Linked DNA regions of Mus musculus: region 1 is linked to region 2. The links are chromatin loops, found by intact Hi-C in ENCODE. Cell type or tissue: gastrocnemius. All regions are shown on one strand. Each heading gives the region's core, and the rest is flanking DNA. Links, peaks and the distances in the headings are about the cores only. Region 1 overlaps Pdzrn3 (PDZ domain containing RING finger 3). Region 2 holds the start of Pdzrn3 (PDZ domain containing RING finger 3).

Region 1 (8,330 bases), core at 33-8,032, 49 kb before region 2:
ACATCGTGGTAATGTTGTTGACCATCAGGTTCTTCACAGAAGCGACTTCTGTGGGGGTTTTCAATGGACTCATCCTATGCACTCTAATTATTAGCTCACTTTTACAGAGGAGGGCACAGGGGCTGGAGAAGAATAGCAATCGGGTGGGAGTAGATGGGAAGGTAGAGAGTGGGCAGTCCAGGTAACTTGGTTGCAGAGACTAGGTTCAGGACCTGAAGCCACTCAGGTGCTTATCGGTCCTGCTGGAATCATTATGGGCAATCTACACTGTCATGAACAGGCTGTCTTCCATGGATTTTGGTAGATACAAAAATTGACAAGTTCTGGAATCCTTCAAGGTCTACATGGCCAATGTGAGAAGAGAGGAAGTTGGCTAAACCTAAGGTTAATATTTTTATACTATGTCTCCAAGAAAAAGGTCAATGGACCAGCAGACCAATGAGAACCTTCCCCACACATGCAGGCTGGAGAAACCCTACCAGTTTCCAAGCCCACTCTGCTGAACCTGCACTTCCAAGGGAACCTTCCCTGTTCTCAGAAAGGCTCGGGCTGTCTTCTTCCTCCAGTCTCTTCCTGAGGCTAATCCTTTGAGAAGAGGTATCCAGTGTGCAGGAAAAGGACCAATACAGCCTGTGCTTTTGCTCATCCCTCAACCTAGAACTGACCTTAATACTTGTATGTAATTAGAATGGTATAAAAGCAGATTGGGGAAAAAAATTAAACCTGCCTCAGCCTCTGACTGGAGTTATGGTAAAAGAAAAAAAAAAAAGAAAGAAAGGAAGGAAGGAAGGAAGGAAGGAAGGAAGGAAGGAAGGAAGGGAGAAAGAAAGAAAGAAAGAAAGAAAGAAAGAAAGAAAGAAAGAAAGAAAGGAAGGAAGGAAGGAAGGGAGAGAGAAAGAAAGAAAGAAAGAAAGAAAGAAAGAAAGAAAGAAAGAAAGAAAGAAAGGAAGGAAGGAAGGAAGGGAGAAAGAAAGAAAGAAAGAAAGAAAGAAAGAAAGAAAGAAAGAAAGAAAGGAAGGAAGGAAGGAAGGAAGGAAGGGAGAAAGAAAGAAAGAAAGAAAGAAAGAAAGAAAGAAAGAAAGAAAGAAAGGAAGGAAGGAAGGAAGGAAGAAAGAAAGAGAGAAAGAAGAAAGCCTAACATTGAAAACAATCAATAATTAGATATTAAGGCAATTAGGGGAAAAGAGAAGAAGATATGAGTCAAGACAGCTGTCTCCAGATAGGGTGGGTGATGGCTTGATGATTTTAGGCTATATGCCAGACTTTAGCTGTAAGAGACTCAGAGGGGTGGCTTGGTTTTGCACCTTTATAGCTAGACTTATTCAAACCAATTCATTTTTCTGGTTTGTACAATGACACTTCCAGTAACAGAGATGCAGATACCCTCAACTCATCAATAGACTTGTGTCTAGACTGTTGGATTAAAATGCAATTTCATAGCTATATCAAAATGTGCTCATGCCTTCTGTGCCAACATCCCTCCCATTATAGAGAAAATATTGAAGCAGTGGCCTTGTCCATAGAGGTCCTGGGAGTGGGGGTGGGAGTGGGGGCAGGATCTGTGTTTATGGTGGGTACTCTCCCTCAAAAGAACCATCAGCATGTCACAATCTTAGAAAACACTCATTATCTATAGGCAAAATGTCACTGACATGATGGGAGATCCCAGAGGGATAAATCCAGGAACAATGGCCAATTGTTCCTTGTTTCTCTCCTTATCTTTGATGTTACAAACCACATGTAAATAAATTAAATAATTATGTTAACTTGTTCTATTAATAATGCATTAGTTCATATATATTATCTATATGTTTTATATTTTAATTTTTGTGTATGAGTGTTTGCCTATATATATGCAGATATCACCACATATCTGTCTGATGCTTGAGGAAGCCAGAAGTAGGCCTTGGATTCCCTAAAATGGAGTTGCAGCTAGCTTTTGAGTTGTGACATGGGTGCTAGGTACTAAATCTGGAGCATGTGGAATAGCATTACTGCTTTTAACTGCTGACCCATTTCTCCATTCCAAACCATATCTTATTCACCATCAGAGTCAGGGAATAAAGCCCAATTGCCTCAACCTAATCACAGAAAATAATGGGCACAGTTATGACATGTTCTGGCCCACAAACCACCTAGGGCTTCTTTTAAAAGCAAATGTTTCCTTTATATTTATACAGTTTAGGAAATGTTGCCTTGTTGGAGATAACAGAAAAGATCCCTTTTCTGTGTCTAGGTGGAATGCTTGAACCATATTGTGGCTGCGAGACATTCTCACAGGCTAACCATGACGACAAAGACCACAGATCCTTGGTGAAAGCATTGACGCATTCAATTCCCTGTCCTGGGAGTGAGTTAGTCCTTGTGCCCAAGATAGCATGAATAAGCTGTCTGGATCTAAATCTTTCACTTGTAGCTGAAAATAACTAATATAATTGGACCAGTGGGAAAATAAAAGAAAAAAAAACTCCAGTTGCTTATTAGACATGGCTTGTACAAAGGTCACCTAGAACTGGATTTTTCTGGTTAACCAAGGAACAAGATTAAGAATGTGGGGCTTTGAAGAATGTGGACATCTGTCACCTAGAAAGCAGCTTTTCACAGCTCACCTGGATACTTCCTCACAGGTGTCAGACTGCAGTCTGATGGAATGGGATTTACAGACAGGACTCTCAAAGTCTATATGGATACAATAAAGATTTAAAAATTAGCAACTAAAAAAAGGATCTGTATATAAATGCCATGTCTAATTATTAGAAAGTTCAAATCCAAGGCCTGCCTTCCCAAAGTTTAAAAGTTTCTCAAGGTTTACAGCAAAACTGATGATTAACAGATTTTATCGATTCCACTTGAGGAGGACAGGCATTGGAACTGCTTCTAATTCAAAGTCCACCAGAGACAGAAAAGTCCCCAGAGCTAGTCTAAGGCATCTGCTAAACATTATTCGCAGACGTCTGCACATGGTGAGGCATAAACCTGGCTTGGGTATGACAATGTGTTTGGGTACAACTCTCACAGCTCAAAGCCTTCCCTGGCTGTGCTGCCTGCCTTTGAACACAGGTATTCAGTGGATAGCTTGACCTTGAGGACTTCAGCTGCTCTCTTGTTTCCATAAGGATTAAGCTGAGCCCATGGTGTGATCCATGTCTCCGTTTGTGGTAAGACAGGAGCTGAGGTCCAGGCAGAGAGAAGGCAGAGGAAGCACTCTTGGCTTCAGGGAACACATTCATGCTCTGCTCTCATCTGGCTGTAACCAGAACATCACCCAAGGAATCCCATGGTAAACTAGACATGCCCTTCTCTTGGTACTCATAGTTGAGTACCGAGGTGAACCATATTCAACTATGGTGTCTAAAGGGTGATTTAACAACTAAACAATCATCTTGGAGAGTTGATTAGGACCCAATAGCACCATCAGCATGGAACCTACCTCTGTCTTTGAATGAATGACACAGGAGAGAGAGAGAGAGAGAGAGAGAGAGAGAGAGAGAGAGAGAGAGAGAGAGAGAGCACATAAAATTTGCAAGCATGTATACAGATGCATAACCTGTCTCCTGTGATGCCCTGTGTCACCTTCGGGACTCTACTAAGAAAAAGGACATCAAGACATAAGCTCCCTCAACCTTCAGCTTGCTTGACTGTGAGCTAAAGTAAATCCTCTTAACTTATCACCCTGGAGTGTCACCAGCAAGAAAAAGAAACAATAAATGTCTTCAGGGGACACACAGAATACAATTAAATGGGACTCAACAAATGAAAACCCAAATAAGTCCATAAAAATAAAAAGTGACCTATGCCAACCGGAGAAAAGTGAGGGCTGAAGTCTTAATTTTCTACATGGAATGAGATGGGGCACCTGCCAGCTGGCATTCACAGTCCAGAGTCTTTGAGATGAGGCGGCCTGGAATGAATCACAGGAAAGAAAGACTGGCCCTGGAACCAAAGATGTTAGCCATCATAGTGTCACTATCTGGGGCAAGATGCAGATCAGATTGGTAACGTGTCCACCTCCATGGATCTGGTCATGATGATGGCAGACAGGAGAAGCCCCTTTCTCTTTCAATTCAAGGTTCAAAGTTCTATGAACAGCAAGTGACTTAATCATTAGTTTTCCTGTTAAGAAGACTTAGTTGCTCCAAAAATAGATACTCGCTGCTGTCTTGTGTTTCATGCTGTATCTCAGAATGAGAAACATTGCAGCCAGTTTTGGGTGAAGATTCGCACAGTCTTTGAGATCCATGGAGCTCCAGTGAGCTGTACTTCCATACCTACGCAGAACGGCACACTCAGAACTGTGAGAATGTATACTGCTAATGCCAAGTTAAGCAGAATCACTCTCCACCATGACCTTGTGACTGGATCCTCAAGGGAGGCCAACCAGCGGCAAGCTGAGGACACCAGGGAGACTCATCTGATACCCACCCTAGCAGGAGGCAGCAAGACAGTTTGGAATTTTCTGGCTGACCACCAAACCCTGTTTGTGCCGTACTCTTTTTATAGCACAGGCTCCTGATGCGTGATGTTTGCTCAGCTATTATATACAAATCACTAGCCAAGAAGAAAATTCTCCATTCCCACAACTGGGACAGAGAGCAATGCCCACCAAGATACTTTAGGGATGCTGGACTGCTGAGCCCTGTGGCCAGGTAACCCTGGGTACCATCCTTATCAGTCTGGAGTCTTCAGGCAGAACCTGAACTCAGGTTTCTCTCCCTCCCTAGTGCTGAATTAGCAGAGTACCTTGGAGCTCTAAAGCCCACAGACACAAGACTTTACCTGGCCTAGGGCAGGAGCCTGGCTGAATGAATTAACAGTACAAAAGAGACAAACACTCCCAGGGGTTCAAGGAAGGGGCTTTGGATAACTAGAAATTCACCTGTGGTGTCAGCTTGGCTATCTCTTAAAGACCCTGCCTTGCTTTCCACATCTGTAAATGGGGATGGCAGTCTTGTCTACCCTGACCCATCCTAACCTACCCCACCCTGGAGCTGTATGCAGGGTTAAAGGTAAGAGGCAGAGAAGGGCAGAGGTCAAAGATTCTTGACAGACTCTTGACAGTGGCTGAGAAGATGTTGCCACTGTAGTCTTCCTTCCCTCCCCCCAACCCCCCCCCCCCCCGCTCTCTTTCTAATGACTTGCTCTGAGGACACACGTGTGGCTTGGCTCAATGCCTGATCTCCCCTACCTAATGTAAATGGTATGAATGACGTCAGAGCTCTGTTCTCCTCTCTGCATGCTGGCATCTTAGACAATGGCTGGTGCCCAGAAGGCTTCTAGTATCTCTTAAATGCAGAAATGACTAAATGTGGGGGCAAATGAATAAGATAAAAAAGACCAAATGAACTAACAAAACCGGCCAGCTCACAGAGCTCACGGTCAGGACGGGAGTTGGTGAATGTTAGGATAGAAATCTGTCAAGACAATCATCAAATATGCCACACAATCATCACAGGGGCACCCCTACCGCCACCCTACCCCCCACCGCCCACCGCGGGTCACAATGTATGGGCTTGAAAGACAATTATTTCTAACTTTACATTAGATAACTGGGTAGTTGCTCAGGTCCTGGGCTCCATTGGAAAGGAACGGATCTTCAGTAAGAAGGTATCTGTGGTAGCAATGATAAGAGCTAGCTTTCTGATCTCTTCAAAATGATGTTAAAAAGTGATGCATTCTAGGACGACGACAACAACAACAACAACAACAACACAGGGGTGGGGGTGTATGGCTGAACGAGAGAAAGTTTGAGAGCAAGTTTACATAACCTTTAGTCCAACTGCAAAAGTACCATACTGGTGCCCATATACTACATGCCTCTGGAAGGCCTCTGATTTTTCCTGTTTTTAAGTGGTCTTTGAACCCCCTTCTCCTCAATTGCCAGGGGTGGGAAAGGTGATTCATCACCCGCCGCCAGCCCTCTATGCTGCATTCCCACCATAAATCTTGCCTTTGTAAGAAGCTCTTATCTTCATAAACAGATAGCATCGGCCCTTACTGCTTTTTATGTCAATGTCCTTTTATTTAAGAATGACCCTGTTTTTGTTATAAATCCCTGAACATATTAGCAGAGGATACTTTCGGAGCAAACGTCTCTAGCGAGGGGGCAGCCCCTAGAGTCACATTCTCACTTCTAAGTGAGAGCGAAATCCTTAAGTCAACACATTCTACAGAGGCTGTGCTAAAGTACATTTTTCAAAGGCCCATGCCATTTGGTTGAAGTCAGCTCTGGAGGGTCACATACCTTTTCAATCAAAGGAGCAGTTACCCGTGTGAGGGGCCTGCAGGCAGAGGGAAAGCCTCCCGACATCTCCCTTAGCCTTCATCTGCCCCTTGCAGCCTGCACACCCTGCTCCAGGAGTGAACCCTTCCCTTTGGTGGCTTCTCAGACCAAAGAGAAAAGTGTCTTGGGAGTTTAGCACCCCACTGCCCTGACTCCCACTCTGAGAAGACAGGAGGGTGTATTCCCCCACCCCCTTCCTCCATTGATGGTCCCAAGTTGGGACAGGGCAGGGTGAAGACTAGAAGACTGGGGTTATATTTAGCAAACATGCCCCCAGGTAAATTTGTACTTCACCGAAACAAAGGACAGCATGATTGATGGCTTCCAGAAAGTGAATGAGAGTTGAGGCTATATGAGTGAGTCACAGGAAGGTTCTTAGGAATCACTTAGCATCTGCCTTCTGCATCACATAAGCAAGCCTGAAAGAAAAGCTAGTGTTTGGGTATTCAAAGTCATTCTCTTCTCAAACTCAATAGTTTAAAAAAAAAATCAGAGCTATCTGTCCAGAGTTCTTCCTTCCCATGCCATAAACTAATGAGCTTATTGTCTCTAGGAAGCTCTGATAAAGTTCCCATGGTTAAACGGCTAGCTGGAGACTCAGCCATGTGGGAACCCAGCTCCATGCTTGATTCAAGTCCACCCCAGAAGGTTCACAGAAGGGAAAGGAGAAGCTTTGGTTCAATTCATTGCGACATAAAGACCCATCAGTGGTTTCTGATAGCACATCACTCCTCTCTAGGCCTCAGAAGCTCACATGGGGACCAGCAAAGGAAGCTATCTCTGCTCTCTGTATGAACCACCCCCATAAATCACAGCATACATTCCTGCTGTCAAAGTGTGTGTAACTCAGCCACAGTCGGATGTGTCTTGTTTCCCAGCATATACGAGTCACCGCCAGGAACGGGACAGTGGTGACCAGAAGAACTGTCAACAAATGACAACACATTGGATACTGTACTGGCTGGTTTTGTGTGTCAACTTGACACAGGCTGGGGTTATCACAGAGAAAGGAGCTTCAGTTGGGGAAGTGCCTCCATGAGATCCAGCTGTGGGGCATTTTCTCAATTAGTGATCAAGGGGGGAAAGGCCCCTTGTGGGTGGTGCCATCTCTGGGCTGGCAGTCTTAGGTTCTATAAGAGAGCAGGTTGAGCAAGCCAGGGGAAGCAAGCCAGTAAAGAACATCCCTCCATGGCCTCTGCATCAGCTCCTGCTCCCTGACCTGCTTGAGTTCCAGTCCTGACTTCCTTTGGTGATGAACAGCAGTATGGAAGTGTAAGCCGAATAAACCCTTTCCTCCCCAACTTGCTTCTTGGTCATGATGTTTGTGCAGGAATAGAAACCCTGACTAAGATACCAACAGAAATGATCACAGCAGGGACGGCAGATAGCTTGGTTGGTAAAGGGCTGGCAAACATGTACTGTATGCCCAGAAACTTCTAGAACTGGGTGTGGTGGAACATGCCTGTGACCTGGATACTCCAGAAAGGTAAGAGCAGCAAGGTCAACCTGGGCTCCGGAAGAACCTGTCCCCAAAGTTAAAAATAAAACCAAACAAAAGCAAAACAAGGAAAGAAGGAAGGAAGGTTAGAAGGAAGGCCGGCAATCACCCCACACAAGGCTGGGAAGTGCTTTCATTAGAAGAGTTATCTCTCCTCCTTTCAAGAAAACAGAGTGCCGTCCCCATACTCAGGAAGTCTACCCACCCACATGAGCTAGACTTTAATGTTTTCATGGGACGCCTGGGAGGACTGAGATTTCAGAAAAGATGATTCCTACTTCAGGCTGGAGACCTGCAAGGAACTACAAGTCGCCAGCAACAGAGGGCTTCCAGCTCAACTGTGTGTACACAGTGTGGGGCTGGGGTGCAGTGGGAGTGGGCTTATCGATGAACTCTGAGCAAGGCATGTAGTTACTGATAGATGACTGGAGACCAGTGATGGCTTATAGAAATATTGATCCACCTTAGCCGCCCCAAAGAGCTCCTTGAGGTCCTTCAGTTTCCCTTTCTGTCAGGACAGGATCCCCAGACCAAAATAGCAGGCTAGGCAAG
Region 2 (8,330 bases), core at 189-8,188:
GATATTTAATGTTGCTTCAAAAATTAAGAAATTTAAGTAATGTAGAAAGATATTAAGGATTTATGTAGCCATGTGAATTGTTGTTTAAATATATAAAATGCTGTGGATATTTTTGATACAATTGGTTTTAATTTTTAGAATATGTAACAAAAATTCCTCCTGATACGATCTATGAAAATGAATTTTTATATATTTCTCTTAGAGAGAAAAATATCATAACAAATAAATCCTGACATTAAAAGAGAAAAAAAAAAAGAGTGGCCATCTAGGATGTAGGCGACACATGGGGAGAACTGTAGCAGGGAGGAGACAGTCCTCCACCAGACAGACCCTCCTAATTAGAGAGTTATAACTAGCATAAATTTTATGAACAAGGGAGAGCCTTAGGATGCCAGATATCATCTATAATATCAGAGAAGCCTGGCTTCTGGAGGTAGTGATGCTGGACCAAGATGGAAAGGATAGGAAGTCAGTTATTTGCTAAGGAATAAACCTAAGGGTGGACAGGAAGTCCCAGGGCAAAAGGAGAGAGGTAGAAAAGGAGTAAGTGCTGAGGAGAAGTATGATTGGAAACACCGTCCCAGGTAGAGAAAAAAGCAGGTGTGAAGGCCCACGGCTAGTTAGTTAGGAGCCTGGAGGCTTAGCCACAAAGCCCTCAAAACTCAGTGAAGTCAAGACAAGAGAAAGGAGAGCACTAGCAGGTGGATGTAGTTGGATGCAGTTTGCTAGACTGCCTTTTCCTGTCCAAGGCAAAGGAAGTAGAATAGAGTGAGATATGACTGACACTTGTAAGAAGGTATTGCTAGTGACAGGTAACGAACTATGTGAAATGAAAGGGTTTGGGGAGGAACCGCGTGCTGGTCCAGGCAGGAGATGATGCTGGGATGGGGGTGGTTTGAAAGAAAGGCCAGTCTTGTTCCTCATTCTGGAGTGGCTGCAGGTAGATCTGATTATCACAGCTCAGGGAATGCTGCTCCCCAAGGTGTGCTGATGTCAGGGTATGGCGCTACCCAGGCCACACCCACTTGTCAGTAACACAGGCACAACAGGAGTCAGCCAGTGCAAACGTTGGCTGTGCTGAAGTTGAGAACCTCTGCCTGAGACAGAAGATTGTCTGAATGACCTAAGAGAAGAGTAAATAGGTAGGTGCAAGACAGGTTTAAGAGGTAAACCAGGGTTCTGTGACTGACTGGACGCAGAGGGTCAAAGGGCACAGGGATGGGCTTCAAGTGTCTCAATGATGCTGAAGTGTTACCAAGGGCTTCAACCTTGCTCTTACAAAGGGGTAGGTAGGACAGGGTGGGAAACCAAGGGTGGAAGCAAGTCTCTTTAACTGAAGTATGGCACTCATGTCAGGCCTTCTACCAAGAGATGTGGCCTCAGGCAAATCAGAGGTATCTTCCTAGACCACTGCTGTTGATGTCAGCTTTAAAATATTATCCCTGATCTTTAAATATTTAGACAATGATCTGAAGGGTAGGAAATTAATTCAATGGTTGAAGACTCGCCCAACATTTATAAGGCTCCGACTCCATCACCAACACTGCACAGAGGAAAAAATTGATATATATCAGTGGCAGTATACTTGCTTATCATGTGCAAGAACTCTCAGTTCCTGAGACTGGCTAGTGGGTGAGACTGTGATAAATGGGTTTTACCACATTCTCCAAAGATTCCTAGCCCCAGGGGCCTGGAAAAGCAATAAAAACACTTCAACCAGGGCAGGCCACACAGGCCAATATAGTCAAATCTGGGGTGCTCTGGTGTTGTCAAAAAACTGGATCAAGACAAAATGAAGAACGTCAGATCATTTATGAAGCAAGTTTCATTATATGCTTCAGTTTAGAATGGAGAAGCAAACAATGGGTTTTAGAAAAATATGAAATAAAAGTTTTGTATCTGAGAGTTTCCAGGCAACTTAAATCCCTCTGCCTCTGGAAAAGAATAAACAGAACCTAGGAGGGACAGAAAGTTGGCCCAACGAAATACACAAGTCCTTAAAGAGCTCCTAATGGGAGGAGTTGCAGCTGACTATAGATAGGAAGAGCTGACCCTCTCAGCAAAGCCCAAGGAGGGCTAACTTGGGAACAAGAGGAGCGAGCTTCCTTAAGACCTCATCTGAGGCTGGGTAAGGGTTAAAGACCAGGAAGCCAGCTAGGGCAGCTTTTGGACCAGGACATCCTTGATTGTCCCCAAGCCTGGAGCAAAGGTCCCTGTAGGTCCTGAGCAGGGCTCCACCTTCAGGATGGAGTTTTTCTGTCTCTCAAAATCAACATCTTGTTCCTGAACTTCACACCCCTGATTCTCTGCCCTACTTACCCAACAGAGCTCCAAAACACATCCACAAATTTTATTCAAGCATCATATTTTTGATTCTAAGAGAGAGTTTACTCAAACATCCCAGAAAGAAAATAAAAAGGCAAGAAGAAATAATAAACTATCTCAACAGTGAATGATGTATGAACTCAGAAGGAGTGAATGGCTTATTTATAAATAAGCGTCACTCCTAAGACGACACAGGAAGCCCAGACGACAGCATAAACAAAAGACACTTGGGAAAGCCTTTGCCCAAAGCCTGGCGCCTGATTGAAAAGCAAGCTCAACCCTCTGTCTGGGTGAACTGCAAGCTCACATCAGCCTCTTGTGCGCCTGTGCGGTCCTCTGTGAGCCTCCGAGCTGTAAATATTTGCCCTTCGCCCAGAGCTGGCCAGCTGTGGAGACTGCAGCTGACAGACAGGCCAGGGGCCAGAAAGGGGGTGAAGGGTAGAAACTTGCAGGCCCGGAATGCAGGCGTGGAAGAAGGAGCAAGGGAGGGGAAGTGGGGAGAACAGAGCAGACACAAGTCTCTGGGGGACCCTCTCTCTGCCAGGCCACCTGGAGCAGCAGCCAGAGTGGCAGCAGCAGGGTCCACACCCCTTGCCAGGCAGCAGAAGCACCCAGCTGTTGAAAATGTGGCACGCTTGCCTGCAGGCAAACCAGTGGTTTTCGAGTGAGGGAATGCAGTTCCCTGGAGGACACTTGACAATATCTGGAGACATTTTGAACTGTTGGAATTTGGAATAAAGTCGACTGGCATGGTGCAAGTTGAAGCCAGGAGGAGTACACATGTGCTACAGAGTATCCGACAACAGAGACTCCCAGTAACAAAGCCTTCCCAAGCCCCCAAATGTCAGCCCACGCCTAGATAGAGCCAAAGTCTAGTAAAAGCCTATCTTCTCCGGGAGGCAGAACCTAAATCCACGCTTTTCTCATGAGTTCCACTGTTGGGATTTGGGCAGGTCAGGTCCCTCATCTATAAGATTTAGATGAAGTGGAAAGTACCCCCCCCCCCCACACACACACACATACACCACTCTTGGTGGCCCTTAATAAATAGAGAATAACAGGTCCCAGTGGTTAAACTGAGACAGGGCATAATTGTGGTTAAGAGCAGGGCCTAATGCTGTGACCCTTTAATATAGTTCCTTATGTTGAAACTGTTTCTGGGCTATAAAATAAAATTACTTTATTGCTACTTCATAACTATAATTTTGTTACCATTACAAATTGTAAATATCTGATGGGCTGGGTATCTAATACGAGACCCCAACCCACAGGTTGAAAACCACTATGCTAGAGAGACAAGTATGGTCAAAACCCACCTCTGAACCTTTAAAACCCTGACCTAAGCAGACGATTGTCCCTCCAGGAACCACAGTTTCTCCACGTACAAAATGGTAAGCATTGTACCTATATTTTTTATGAGAGGGGGGAGGGAAGGGGAAGAGGGGGGGGGGAGAAAGAGACAGGGAGGGGAGGAGAGGGGAGGGGGATAGAGGGAGTGGAGAGAGGGAGAGAGGGGGAGGGGGAGATGGGGAGGGGGAGAGGGGAGGGGGGAGGGGGAGAGGGGAGAGGGGAGAGGGGAGAGGGGAGAGGGGAGAGGGGAGAGAGAAATGACTGAGAAGCGCTGAAGCTGGTGAACCTCAGGAGGGGAGGCTGACATAATTCCCGATCAGCAAGGGCAGGGGAATGGTACAGGAGTGGTTTAAGGTAATTGCAGGTACTCTGAGCCTGGCACTGTGCCAGACCGTTTTTCTACAGCCTCACCTTGATGGAAACAACATCATCTGACGGGCTCGAGGTAAACCGAGGCACCTGTGGAGCCTAACCCACAAGCCACTCCGCTGGTTACCCAAAGGTGGAGATGTTTTAATTCAAGGAGGCTATCACTTAAATATTACTTTCCGGTTACTGGAGCAAGTGGGTCGTTGGGTTCTTTCTCGACTGCCCAAATGAGTTCTCCTATGGGGCCTGGCTGTGTTTTCCTGCTCTAAATTGTTAGGAACCATAGTTTCCAACTTTAGAGAGGGATTGAGCTACTTGCTCAAGGTCAGCAGCCAGTGAGTTGGCAGGAAAGTGCATGTTTGAATCCAGCCTTTACACCGGGGCCTCTCTCCTGGCATCCCTTTCAAGCTGCACCATAAGGGCTCTGCTGCCACCTTTCCCCCTTTGCATCGCAGCAGATACACTCCAGGTCGCCCAATGGAGTGTCACATCCACACAGACCATGGCTCTGATCTTAAGCCAAGATGAGCAGCTTCCTGGGTCTCAGGCTGGTGTGCAGGCCAAAGCCTCTCAACACCTCCCTGACTCTGGAGTCATGCTCTCTGTTCCTACCCTACACTTGGTTGTAAGTTCCTTTTAGTGTTCGCAGACACACTCTGGCCCCCCAAAACTGCCGTAGCTTCAATTCACCCTATATGTCCTGCCTTTTGGGACCACAGTTTCTCAGTTGGAATTAGTTAAGTAACCCGCACGGAGTGATACAGCTGGCAAGCGCTGCTAACAAGAGGAGGCCGGAGATGCACCCAGGAAGACCCTGGCATCCTATATTCAACGGACCTGGGTGGGACTCTGGGTCAGCTAAAGAGGGTGGAGAGAGGAAGGGAGAGAGAGGGAGAGAGAGAGGCAGAGATGGAGAGAGAAGAGAGATTGCTTACCTTGCCGCCTGGCGGCGCGGCCACGCAGCGGCTGAGCGAGTCGAGGCGCGCGCTGTACTCGGTGAACTTCTTCTGGTAGCGCAGCGCGGTCATCTGCAGTTCGAGCTGCGCGGCGGCCAGCTGCGCCACCAGCGACTTCTCGCGCTTGCCGGCCCGCAGCGCCTCCTTCTTGAGCGCCTTGTGCAGCGCGCCCAGGCGGGCCTGCAGCGCTCCGTTGTGCGCCCGCAGAGCCCGCGCGCAGCAGTGGCCGCCCGCCCGCTGCTCGCCGTGCGTCAGCGGCAGCCCGCAGCCCTCCTGGCAGCGACCCACGGGCCGCGCGTCGCACGCGTCGCGCATGTGGGCCTCCACGTCGCGTCGCAGCAGCAGCTGGCCGCAGCCCGCGTGGCGGCAGCGCGCGGGCGCGAAGTCGCAGCGCTCCAGGTGCTCGGGCAAGTCCTGCAACTTGACCACCCGGCCGCAGCCCCGCGCCGCGTGCGCGCACTTGATGTCCAACTTGAGGATGAGACGCTTGAGGGGCAGGACGTGGTTGAGCTCCTTGGCCGATAGGCGACCGCGACAACGCGCGGGGCAGCTGCCCTCCTGCACTACCCAGGGCAGCACGCAGCCGGCGCAGAATACGTGGCCGCACGGGGTGGTCAGCGGGTCCTCCAGGACCTTGTGGCACAAGGCGCACTTCAGATCAGGGTCCACGTCGCCGTCGAAGCGATCCAACTCGAAACCCATGGTGGCGGCCGGGGCCCGGTGTCGCCGCCGGGCGACCGGCCGCCCCCTCCCTCCCTCCCTGCGAGGCGGCCCAGACACGCCGGCTACGCCGCCCGCTCTCTAGCTCGCTCTCCCAGGACTGAGCCTAATTGCTCCAGACTTCCTCGGAAAATGCCCGAGGAACAGGACTCCTCCGGCCGTATTGGCTCGAGCGCAAGCGCACTAACATCCTGCCTCTGGGGCCTCACGACCCTCTTTTGGCCATAGGGAGGGGGCCTCGAGGCACAAGAGGCTGAGTTTGACCACAAAGCAAGGAGACCTGCCAGAGACCGGAGATGGGCCCCCTCTTAGGGTCTCCTCTCCGCTTTCTTGGAGGATTCTCTAAGAGACAAAATACGCCAGCAGAGAGCATCTCCCTCGGTTTGGAGCTGCGTCTGTGGCTCTCGCCCACAGAAGTTTCCTGCCACATCAGGACTTTTCATTCCCCACCTCCTTCTTTCTCCTGTGTCTGCCTTTTAGAGTGAAAAATATCTAAGGCCCTGCTATCTCTGTATTTACGGTCGTTATTTATTTATTTCACTCGGGGGAAAGTTACAGCGGCTGCTGGACGCTCAGGCTGAAACTTTGGTCCCAACCAGAAGATCTGCAAACTGCAGTGTTTAGCAGCTAGAGGTTTCCAGGACCAGAAGGCGAATTTGCAGGAATCAGATCTCCCCTCCAGCTGTCTGGATGGGACAGGCCAGAGTGGTTGGCTGGATCCCATTCTTACACCTCTATAAAGAGGGCACTACAGTACCTCAAGCATTTTGCTCAGTTTCTAAACTGGTCCCTTAAAAAAAAAAAAACAAAAAACAAAAAACAAAACAAACAAACAAAAAAAACAAAAAACAAAACAAACAAACAAAAAAAAAAAAAAACAGCGCTACAATGTTGCGAGAGCATACTTTAGCTCCACTTGAAAACTATTGCCCCCACCCCCCCCCCAACCCCCGCCCCGTTACTGGAGCCTTGACTCTGGTGGTTTAAGAGATGGAGGAGTTTAAAACTTCAAGTCCCTGTAGCAACGCCTACCCCAGCCAACTTGCCAACAACATCCCTTCAGCTTGTTTTTGTTGTTGTTTTGTTTTCCTTAAATTAATTTATTTATTTATTTATTTATTTATTTATATGCTTATTGTTTTATCTCCATTTTCCCACTGGAGCAGTTCAAAGAATCGCTCTTTGAACTGAATCAAAGACAGGCTATTTGAGAATTTTGGGTCCTTTCAGATTGTGAACCAATGGTTCACCAGGAGCTTGAGTGTGTATCCGCGCTAAAAGAGCCTACCAGCCACGGAGAAGCTGCTGGTCTCTACACAGCCTGGATTTTAGCTTGATGGAAAAACCCTTGCCGTCTGGACCTTTCTCTTCTACTCCAGAGAAGCTTTTCAAGCCCAGTAGCAAGCCTGGCACTGGGTGGAAACACCACTTGGGGGATACCAGGCTAAGTGGAAAGTTCATAATGTGGGATACCAGTCTAAGTAGAAAGTTCATAACATTACCCATGCCTTTGGTAGTTTTTGTTTTTGTTTTACTACCTCCCAAGGCTGTAGACATTCCTAAGAAACACTGGTGAGAGTAATGTCAAGTTCTGGAATTCTCATTCGGAATCTGCTGCCAGATTCTCTAGAGAATCTGGAAATGGAGAGCTAAGAATTTTTGTGTCTGGTATGGACCCAAGAAAATGGGATTACAGCATTCATTTTGTCTAATTACTTTTACTTCTGTCCTTTAGAGGGCTGCTAAAGACCCATGACCTTCACTATTGAACTGCTTCATTGGAGGGAAAGAATTGCCTTGATGTCCATAAGGATTAGTGTTCTGAAGTGACCACTGCAAAACTGTTGCTAACTGTTGCCTACCAGATTGTTCAGTGCATGGTTGAGGTCCCCCAACGGTGTTCTTTAATCTTGACGGGTGGCATTTGGTGTCTAGTCGTGATACTTTTGTTTCATTGCCTTTAATCAATGAATGCATTTCTCTTTAGAGGATTCCAAGTGATGTGAAATATTCATGACCTTTGTTCAGATAAGCTCCAGCAGGGAAAAATCTTCCACTGGTGCATTTGTTAAGCCCTCCGTGGGTAAGAGGCAGCTTCTTTCAACCAAGGTGTGTGGGCTTGTCAGTTTCATAGACAAGCTAGTGTCAACAAGGTGATAATCTTCAAACCAAACTGGTTTTGAGGAACACGGGGAAAACTCCATAATACACCATAAATGGGAAATTAGCACTTACCTGAGATGTAAACTTCAGCTCAGAGCTGTCTCTCCACCCATCTGTGGCCCCTGATGACAGATTGGGGGATGAAGGCCGGCTGTAAAGAAAGAGGCAGAGCTGAAACTATAGAGACACTGTCCCCTATTGTCAGTTTGCTCCTTCAGGCAAAGGCAAAATCTTCAGAAAGCCTCTCCCCATTAGTTAACTTTAGTATTAAAATTCTTGGAAATCAGCAAAAACCAAGCCAGATAAACCTACCGGAATGTGAGGGTGAGGGGAGGGACATGCATGCTGTTCTATCACTGGATTGGACAGGAGAACCAAGAGACAAAGCTATTAAGAAAAAGTGGAAATCAGGGCATTATCAGTTTTTCTTTTCTTTTCTTCTTCTTT

The links. A loop is a pair of places that touch in the nucleus more often than their neighbours do. Peaks named below come from ENCODE experiments on the same cell type or tissue, not always from the same donor. Only the 100,000 strongest peaks of a DNase experiment are listed, where the experiment ranks them.
Region 1: a loop joins it to region 2, with 3 times the contacts of the local background. A loop is called at or near these places in 5 of 42 quality-filtered maps.

What each region holds. Positions count from the first base shown.
Region 1 is chr6:101,323,508-101,331,837 of GRCm38, forward strand. The region is part of intron 3 of Pdzrn3 (PDZ domain containing RING finger 3); the gene reads right to left. Among named protein-coding and RNA genes, the nearest start is that of Pdzrn3, 50 kb to the right of the region's middle. In gastrocnemius, for the core only: no CTCF peak of the experiment used is centred there; a DNase peak (open chromatin) is centred at 3,873; H3K4me3 peaks cover 1,163 bases; H3K27ac peaks cover 6,942 bases.
Region 2 is chr6:101,372,187-101,380,516 of GRCm38, forward strand. Pdzrn3 (PDZ domain containing RING finger 3) reads right to left here and starts at 5,711. Exons shown (of 10, transcript NM_018884.2): 1 at 4,980-5,711. The coding sequence starts at 5,702. In gastrocnemius, for the core only: a CTCF peak has its summit at 5,028; DNase peaks (open chromatin) are centred at 2,786, 4,058, 5,074, 5,530 and 2 more places; H3K4me3 peaks cover 5,184 bases; H3K27ac peaks cover 5,450 bases.